3 separate regions of the Homo sapiens genome follow, and all the other regions are linked to region 1. Evidence: read pairs that join two places in POLR2A ChIA-PET (ENCODE). Cell type or tissue: HCT116. All regions are shown on one strand. Region 1 has its middle 45 kb from the start of SMURF2. Region 2 has its middle 6.6 kb from the start of MIR6080. Region 3 overlaps SMURF2 (SMAD specific E3 ubiquitin protein ligase 2).

What was found. Peaks named below come from ENCODE experiments on the same cell type or tissue, not always from the same donor. Only the 100,000 strongest peaks of a DNase experiment are listed, where the experiment ranks them.
Region 2: POLR2A ChIA-PET joins it to region 1 with 5 read pairs; 3 of 35 experiments call an interaction of 5 or more read pairs at or near these places.
Region 3: POLR2A ChIA-PET joins it to region 1 with 7 read pairs; 21 of 35 experiments call an interaction of 5 or more read pairs at or near these places.

Annotation. Positions count from the first base shown.
Region 1 is chr17:64,706,313-64,708,812 of GRCh38, reverse strand. No RefSeq gene overlaps it. Among named protein-coding and RNA genes, the nearest start is that of SMURF2, 45 kb to the right of the region's middle. RefSeq lists an enhancer at 1,230-2,429. In HCT116, no CTCF peak of the experiment used is centred here; DNase peaks (open chromatin) are centred at 1,482 and 2,412; H3K4me3 peaks cover 1,556 bases; H3K27ac peaks cover 2,500 bases.
Region 2 is chr17:64,772,920-64,775,419 of GRCh38, reverse strand. It overlaps the pseudogene ARHGAP27P1-BPTFP1-KPNA2P3. Among named protein-coding and RNA genes, the nearest start is that of MIR6080, 6.6 kb to the left of the region's middle. In HCT116, a CTCF peak has its summit at 865 (motif pointing right); a DNase peak (open chromatin) is centred at 979; H3K4me3 peaks cover 1,889 bases; H3K27ac peaks cover 1,973 bases.
Region 3 is chr17:64,655,836-64,658,335 of GRCh38, reverse strand. All of the region lies in intron 1 of SMURF2 (SMAD specific E3 ubiquitin protein ligase 2), which reads left to right. Among named protein-coding and RNA genes, the nearest start is that of SMURF2, 5.2 kb to the left of the region's middle. In HCT116, no CTCF peak of the experiment used is centred here; no DNase peak of the experiment used is centred here; H3K27ac peaks cover 1,024 bases.

The DNA of each region.
Region 1 (2,500 bases):
GAAGAAAAAAATACCACAGCTTTTATGAACATAATATTAATGCTCACAATAACATTCTAGGCTTTGAGCTGCTTCCTGCATTTCATCGTAAACATAAGGCCCAGAACCTGTCTAGAGATTGCTGTGGTTACTCAGTGTTGGGAGAGTTTTCTAGCTTTTTCTGCCCTTCTGGAAACTTGCATCGATGCCTCTGTCCATTTCCATGTTCGGCACTGTGTTTGTGGGTCTTTTCTTAAACAGCCAAGTTGTTTTTCTTCGCAAGCTTCCTGGTGTGGGTTTTATGACATTAGTGCCCTTTGGCCTACAGGCAGAGTCCAAATTTGAGAGCCCACCAAGGCAGAGCCCCTGGGGAGTGTCTGTAGGGACTGTTTTTCTCTCTTTGGGCTGCAAAATAAGACTTATGGCTGGGCCAGACCAGGTGCAGTGGCTCACGCCTGTAATCCCAGCACTTTGGGAGGCTGAGGTGGATGGATCACCTGAGGTCAGGAGTCTGAGACCAGCCTGGCCAACATAGTGAAACCCCATCTCTACTAAAAATACAAAAATCAGCCGGGCATGGTGGCAGTCACCTGTAATCCCAACTACTCGGAAGGCTGAGGCAGGAGAATCGCTTGAACCCAGGAGGTGAAGGGTGCCACTGCACTCCAGCCTGGGCGACAAAGCAAGACCCTGTCTCAAATTAAAAAAAAAAAAAAAAAAAAAAAAAAAAAAAAAACCCAGGCGTGGTGGCTCACACCTGTAACCCTAGCACTTTGGGAGGCTGAGGCAAGTGGATCACCTAAGGTCAGGAGTTTGAGACCAGCCTGGCCAACATGGTGGAACACTGACTCTACTAAAAATACAAAAATTAGCCAGGCATGGTGGTGGGCACCTGTAGTCTCAACTACTCGGGAGGCTGAGGCAGGAGACTTGCTTGAACCCAGGAGGTAGAGGTTGCAGTGAGCTGAGATTGCGTCGCTGCATTCCAGCCTGGGCGACAGAACAAGACTCCATATCAAAAAAAAAAAAAAAAAAAGCCTCTGTGGCCTTGGGGCTGGACCAGCTCAATGAAGTAGGGGGCTCCCTCTGCCAGGCTGCCTGAGCTTGAGGCCCCAGGGCTCAGTCAGGCCGATCTTGCCTCTTTACCCGCTACTGGGGAAGGTGCAGGAAGCGGATTTCCTAAGAAACACCTGGGCAATGGCCTTCTAGACTTGTCTACTTCTGACCTCAAGTCAAGGAAGAGAAGATTGGTTAAAATGACTTTCTACCATGCTATTTTCTTTGTCAGTTCCTGCAGAGCCTCCAACAAGGTGTGTGGGCATCCTCTGTCCTTCAGCATCAGTCACCCAAGCTGGGAACCCCAGAGGAGGAAGCACCTGTTTTTGCCCTAACTTAGGGAAGGGCTTTGGATTCTCCGCCATTCAGAATGAGTCACTGTGAGACTGCGGAGCGGATTTTACTCATCCCCCAGGAATGGACCCTTGGAAGGCTCCAGAATGACTAGCCTCAAGTGTTCTGTCTCAGGCACGGGGCATTTTCCCCCACTCCACGTCTGCAGTCACTTCCTCTCTGGACACATCCTGTTTCTGGGAGCAGGCGGCATGCCAAGCAGATTGCAGCCTCTGAGCAGACGGGCGGAGACATCCTTCCTCTTATTTCTAGTACCTAATCCCATCTTCCTTCCCAGTCAGAGATATCGATCAGCATCTCTGCTTTTCCCAGGTCCCTGCACGCCAGGGAGGGAGAGTAGAGAAGGAACATGTTTCTATTGGCAACTCCAACTTATTGGAAGTGCTTAGAAACCTCTGCTGATTTCTCACCAGCTTCTGAAGCACAGGTAATCAAGAGAAGATCTAGGGCAAGGAGCCATCTATTCATTCACTCAGTAAATATTTATTAAGTGCCTACTATGTGCCAAGCCCTGTTCTGGATGCCAGGCTACGGTTGTAAACAAAACATAGAAATCAATGTCCTCATAGCAATTACGTTCTGCTGGGAGGGACAGCTGATAAACAAGATAAAAGATATAAAAATTATAGCATGTGAGATAGTGATAAATGCTGAGCAAAGAAAAAAAGCTGGGAAAGCAATATGTAATGTCAGGCATTGGGGAAGTATGAAATGTCAAACCAGGGGGCTGGGAAAGTCCTTGCTGAGAAAGGAAATTTCGAGTAGAGACTTGACAGAGGCAAGGGAGTGAGCTGGCAGTTAGCTGGGGCAAGGGCATTCTAGGCAGTGGGAAGAGAAAGTGTAAAGTTCCTGAGATTAAGAGCTCACCTGGGCAGTTTGATGAACAGGGGAAAGGCCAGTTTGATGAACAGCATGGCTGGAATGGAGTGAGGACGGGAGCGTCACAGGAGTTAAAGTCAGTGTGGCTAAAAGGAGCAGTATCTTGCTACAATTTGTGGGTGGTAGTATGGACTTTGGTTTGCACCCAGCATGATACAGGAAGCCACTGGAGGGTTTTAATGGAGAAGTGACAGGCTCTGATTTATGTTTGAACAGGATCTTTTGGGAAGCG
Region 2 (2,500 bases), 67 kb before region 1:
TGAGGGTGCGAATTGAGTGTGTAGACAACAGACAGAAGGAGAGAGAGAGACACAGCGTGGCCAGAGGGGGTGTAGGTCATAGATGGAAACATCCCCAGGTTCAGGTGGGTGGGCAGGAGATGGGGAGGCTGAAGATGGGGAGGAGATTGTTGCTGAGAAGGGATCTCGGAAGAAAGTGGGTGCAGAACAGAGGGGGCAGGATGTGGGGATGGCATGGCACGGGGGCACTGGGGAGTGTATAGGGACCCCCGTCTGTCAGGCGGCAGCTCAGGGCTTAGGGCAGGCTACTGGGCAAGGCCAGGGACCCCCAGAACAGAGGAGTTCCTGCCATGGATGGTGTTTCACAGCCTTGTCACTCCCCATGCACTCTAATCGCACATATTGAGTACTTGGTGTGGGCTGGTCACTGTGCTGGACACTGGGGACAAAGTGTGGTAAGACGCAGTCCCAAAGGGGCTAACAGTCCTGTGGGCTCTTGCTCAAAGGCTTGTAACCCAGGGTTAAGCTCCCAGCAGCTTGGAAGGCAGGTGTAGGCACCTCCATTTGCCCTGAGTACAAACAGAGGTTCAGAGAGGTTTAGTGACAGGACGAAGCTCATACAGCCAGGAAGTGGCTGTGTCCAGGACAGTTCCAGGCCCCTGACCCCAAGCCCCACCCTGGCCAGCAGGTTCAGTTTCAGCCAGGTGGCCTTTAGGGTTGGCCACCCTGTTCCTCTCAGCAAGAACAGTACAAGCTGAAGGCAAGCAAGCGCTCCTTCTTCTGAGCATCCTGCGTGCCCAGCCCTGTGGTGGGAGAGTTGATGTCCCAGGAGAGGGACGTCTCCTGTTCTCTTGCTGCCCAGGAGAGGGCAGAAGCAACCCCTTCTGAGAGGGGAGACAGGGAGACAGGGAGAGGTAAGCAGGGATGACTCCTCCTCTCTCCCAAAGAGGCCACTCAGGGAGCCCTGGGAAGCCAGGCCAAAGGCGGTGCAATAAAGGGGCCTCTGAGACTCTTCCCCATGGCTGTGGTCCTGGCTCTGGGATCTCAGGGTGCAGTCACCATCCCCACCCAGAAGTGGGAAGGCCCAGGTGGGTGGAGCTGGCCTGGAGCCCGCCCCTGCTGCTGGGGCATTGGCCGCTGGGAGGGAAGTTCCAGCCGGTCTGCTGCACCTTCTTATACAAGCAACCCTGGAGGCGCCGCACCTGAGCAGGCAGCCCCGACTGGAAGGAGCGGGGGCCCTCATTTCTCCTCCTCCGCTGGGAACTGTGAGTGAGCCCTTGCCCCTGAGGGACTAGAGGGCGGCCACAGCAGTTTCTCCACTCTCTCCCCTCCCTTTCCCAAATCCTAAAACCCACCTGGGGGCCCCTCCTCTCTGGATCCAGGCCCAGCACCCACTTCCTAGGACAAACTCCGAGGGCAGCCCGAGGCCGCTGTGATTGAGAGAAAGAAACTGGCCTCGGGACAGACCCACCTGTCCCCACTCAGGGCCAGCCAGGGAGCCTTTGGCAAGGGGCGTTGGTAATAGCAGGAAGCTAAGTCCAAATTGAGGGGACTCCAGCTAGCCCCTTGCCTGTACTCCCTCCTCCAACAACCCTCACCCCCACCCTCCAGCTGGGGCAGCCGCCTCAGCTGTCTCCCTCCCAGGGACTCACCTGCAGCCCCAGGCTGTCCCAAGAGCCCCTCTGCCTGCCTAGGACCTGACTTAGGAGAGAGCAGCTTCTTGGGTACCCCTCCCACCCTCACCCCACATTGCTGTCCCCCCAGAGATCTCCCTGCACACCCCCCCAACTCCCCTGCAGGCCACATGGTCTCTGGGGGTCTCCCTGGAGCCTGCGCCTGGTTCTCACCTCTTTAGTCCCTGGCTCCCTTCGGCCCCCAGAGGCCTGAGATGGGCCCCACCTGCCCCCTCACTTCCTTCCCAGGCCTCAGTAGTTGACCTCACTCTAGACCTATTTTTTAATGTTTATTTTATTTTAATAGTTGTGGGGAGCACGTGGTGTTTGTTCTTTAGTGGCGATTTCTGAGATTTTGGTGCAGCCATCACCCGAGTGGTGTGCACTGTACCCAATGTGTAGTCTCTTGTCCCTCACCCCCCTCCCACCCTTCCCCCACTCCCAAGTCCCCAAAGTCCATTATATCATTCTTAGGCCTTTGCCTCCTCATAGCTTAGCTCCCATGGACCTATTTTCTCTGCCCTTCTTAGAGATGACTATGTCCAGTACAGGGAAGGGTGGGCATCAGTACTTCTGAATGCCAGCCTGGATGGGTGGTCAGTGCCAGGCCCTGGGGAATGGGAAAGTCCATGATCGTGACCAGGGGGTAGCTGCTGACCAGAAATGCGGTCGGGGCTCCATGCCTGAATGTTAGGGAGATTCAGAGCTGGATCTGTGCCGGGGAGTGAGAGGTCAGCGGCTGTTTGTTCATATTGAGGGGGAAATAGGGCTGCCAGGACTAGGGCTCTGGGGCACAGGGGCATAGGGGCACAGGTGCTCTTGCTAAATTTTGGGAAGCTCTGTTTCCA
Region 3 (2,500 bases), 50 kb after region 1:
CTCTTGACTGGAGTTGAAGGGCTTGATCTCGGCCCACTGCAACCTCCACCTCCCGGGTTCAAGTGATTCTCCTGCCTCAGCCTCCCGAGTAGGTGGGATTACAGGCGCCCACCACCACGCCTGGCTGGTTTTTTTTGTATTTTTAGTAGAGACGGGTTTTGCCACGTTGGCCAGGCTGGTCTCAAACTCTGGACCTCAGGTGATCCGCCCGCCTTAGCCTTCCAGTGTGCTGGGATTACAGGCATGAGCCACGGCACCCGGCCCATAATGACTTTATATACTAGAGGTGTTAGTGATTTGAATGTCCCCAATTTGTTTTATTTTCTTGGTTTCTGAGGAGGAAGCCAGTGTAGTTGAGCTCCTTCCTTTTCTTTTAAATTCTGTCTTCTAGTCTGACCCTCTTCAGGCAGGCAGTAGAACATGCCAAGGTCCTTTTTGTAGTTTGGTATTCGTAATAAAGTCTGTGTATTTTAGTCATCACTTTTACTTTTTTCTTGTTGGTTGAGCTATTACTATCACAACATACTAACATCTCATTTAACATAACTCAGTTTTAAAGATAAATGAAGGGTCATGCTTAGGCATACAAGATTTTTATTTTAGCCTTTTTTTTTTTTGAGGCAGAATCTCATTCTGTTGCCCACACTGGAGTGCAGTGGCAACAGCGTGCAGTGAGCAATCCCGGCTTACTGCAGCCTTGACCTCCCGGCTCAGGTGATTTTCCCACCTTGGCTTCCCAACTGGCTGGGACTACAGGTCCATGCCACTGTGACTGGCTGATTTTTTTACCTTTTTTTTTTTTTTCCAGTACAGATGGGGTTTCTCCAGGTTGCCCAGGCTGGTCTTGAACTTCTGTGCTCAGGAGATCCTCCTGCCTCAGCCTTCCAAAGTGCTGGGATTACAGGTGTGAGCCACCATGCCTGGCCTATTTGAGCCTTTTTTGGTGAGAGTCTTAAAGACGTAATATGTCCTCCTCTTTTCAAATAGACCATACTTAGTAGAACTTAATGTTTTATTCATGACTCAGTATAATTATGAATGCCCTCGCCCCTAGCAATACTTGCCCATCTTTTAAGGCTCAACTCAAAGATTACTGTTATCCCTAGAACTTTCCCTGACCTGAGTTGAACTGTCCTCTATGACTCTAAGAAGCTCTTCTAGTACCAGACCTAACCCACTGGTAGGCGTTTATTGTTCCTATGCTTTAAGTGCCATGAAGCCAGCATCCTTGTGTGAGTATGGATTAAGACCTTTTTGGCATTTTATTTAATGAATGCTGGAGAGCTATAAATACTTCCGAATAGTTCTGCATGTGTTCTTTATGGCTAATGCATTGGGTATGAGTGGCAAGAGGTGAGGCTCTAGACAGGGACCAACCTAGTTTGGACCTTACTGTAGTTTGCCAAGATGTTCATTTTTTTTAAGGTGGGGGGAACCATTGCAGGATTTTAAGCTTTAATATATTTGCTGTTTAGACACAATCTGGGAGCAGTATGGAGGATGGACTGGAATGGGAACCATGAAGACTGGTTTTAGGATAACTGGTTAAGCAGATTCAACAGCAACCATCGTTCAGATTTTTTTGTTTGAATGTTTATTTCCAAATTTTTTATTACAAATAATTGCTGTAAACATCTTGGTGTAGGTAACTTTGATTTTTTTTTTAAGGATTCTTTTTTTTTAGGATGCTTCCATAAAAATAGTGTTACTGAGTTCAAGTGTGTGGATATTTTTAAGGTTTCATGAGTAATTTTTCCTTTAGGCTGCTTCTTACAAGAGTTGGACCTATTTAGAGCAGCAGTAAATAAAGATGTCCCTTTTTACTATTCTGTTATAAGTATAAGCTAATTGCATTTTACATTTTTTGCTAATTTCATGGCATGTGCCATTTAAACATTCGTGAAGCAGAATATTTTCCTGTCTGTTTACTAATGATATTTATTTTCATTGACTTGTTTGGCCTTGTCCTAGTTATGTTAGAGCCTTAGTGTTTTTCTTATTGATCTACCTGAGACTTACAAATATATTAACCTGTTGTCATATTTGCTACAAACATTTCCATGATGAATTATTTGTCTTTTAATATTGTTCATTGTTTGGACATGTAGAAATGTGTTATCTTAGGAGTCAAAATCTGTCCAACTTTTGTTTTGTTTTTCCTATTCTATACTTGGAAGAACTTATTCTCCAAGAAGTTTGATAAATAAGTACATTATATTTAATGTTTTTAAAAAATGGTTTAATAAACTATTTCCCCTGCAATTGCTATTTAGCCATCTTGTCATTATTTATTAACCAATTCTTCCTTTCCACAGTGATGTAGTATCTTTTCAGTTATATTAGTTATAGAGTCAGATATAGCTCTTGTTCAGTGCCATACTGTTTTTTTTATTGTAGCTTTATAATTTAGTTTAGTATTCTCACTAGGCCAGTTTTTTAAAGAGACGGAGTCTCACTCTGTCACTCAGGCTAGAGTACAGTGGCGTGATCTTGGCTCACT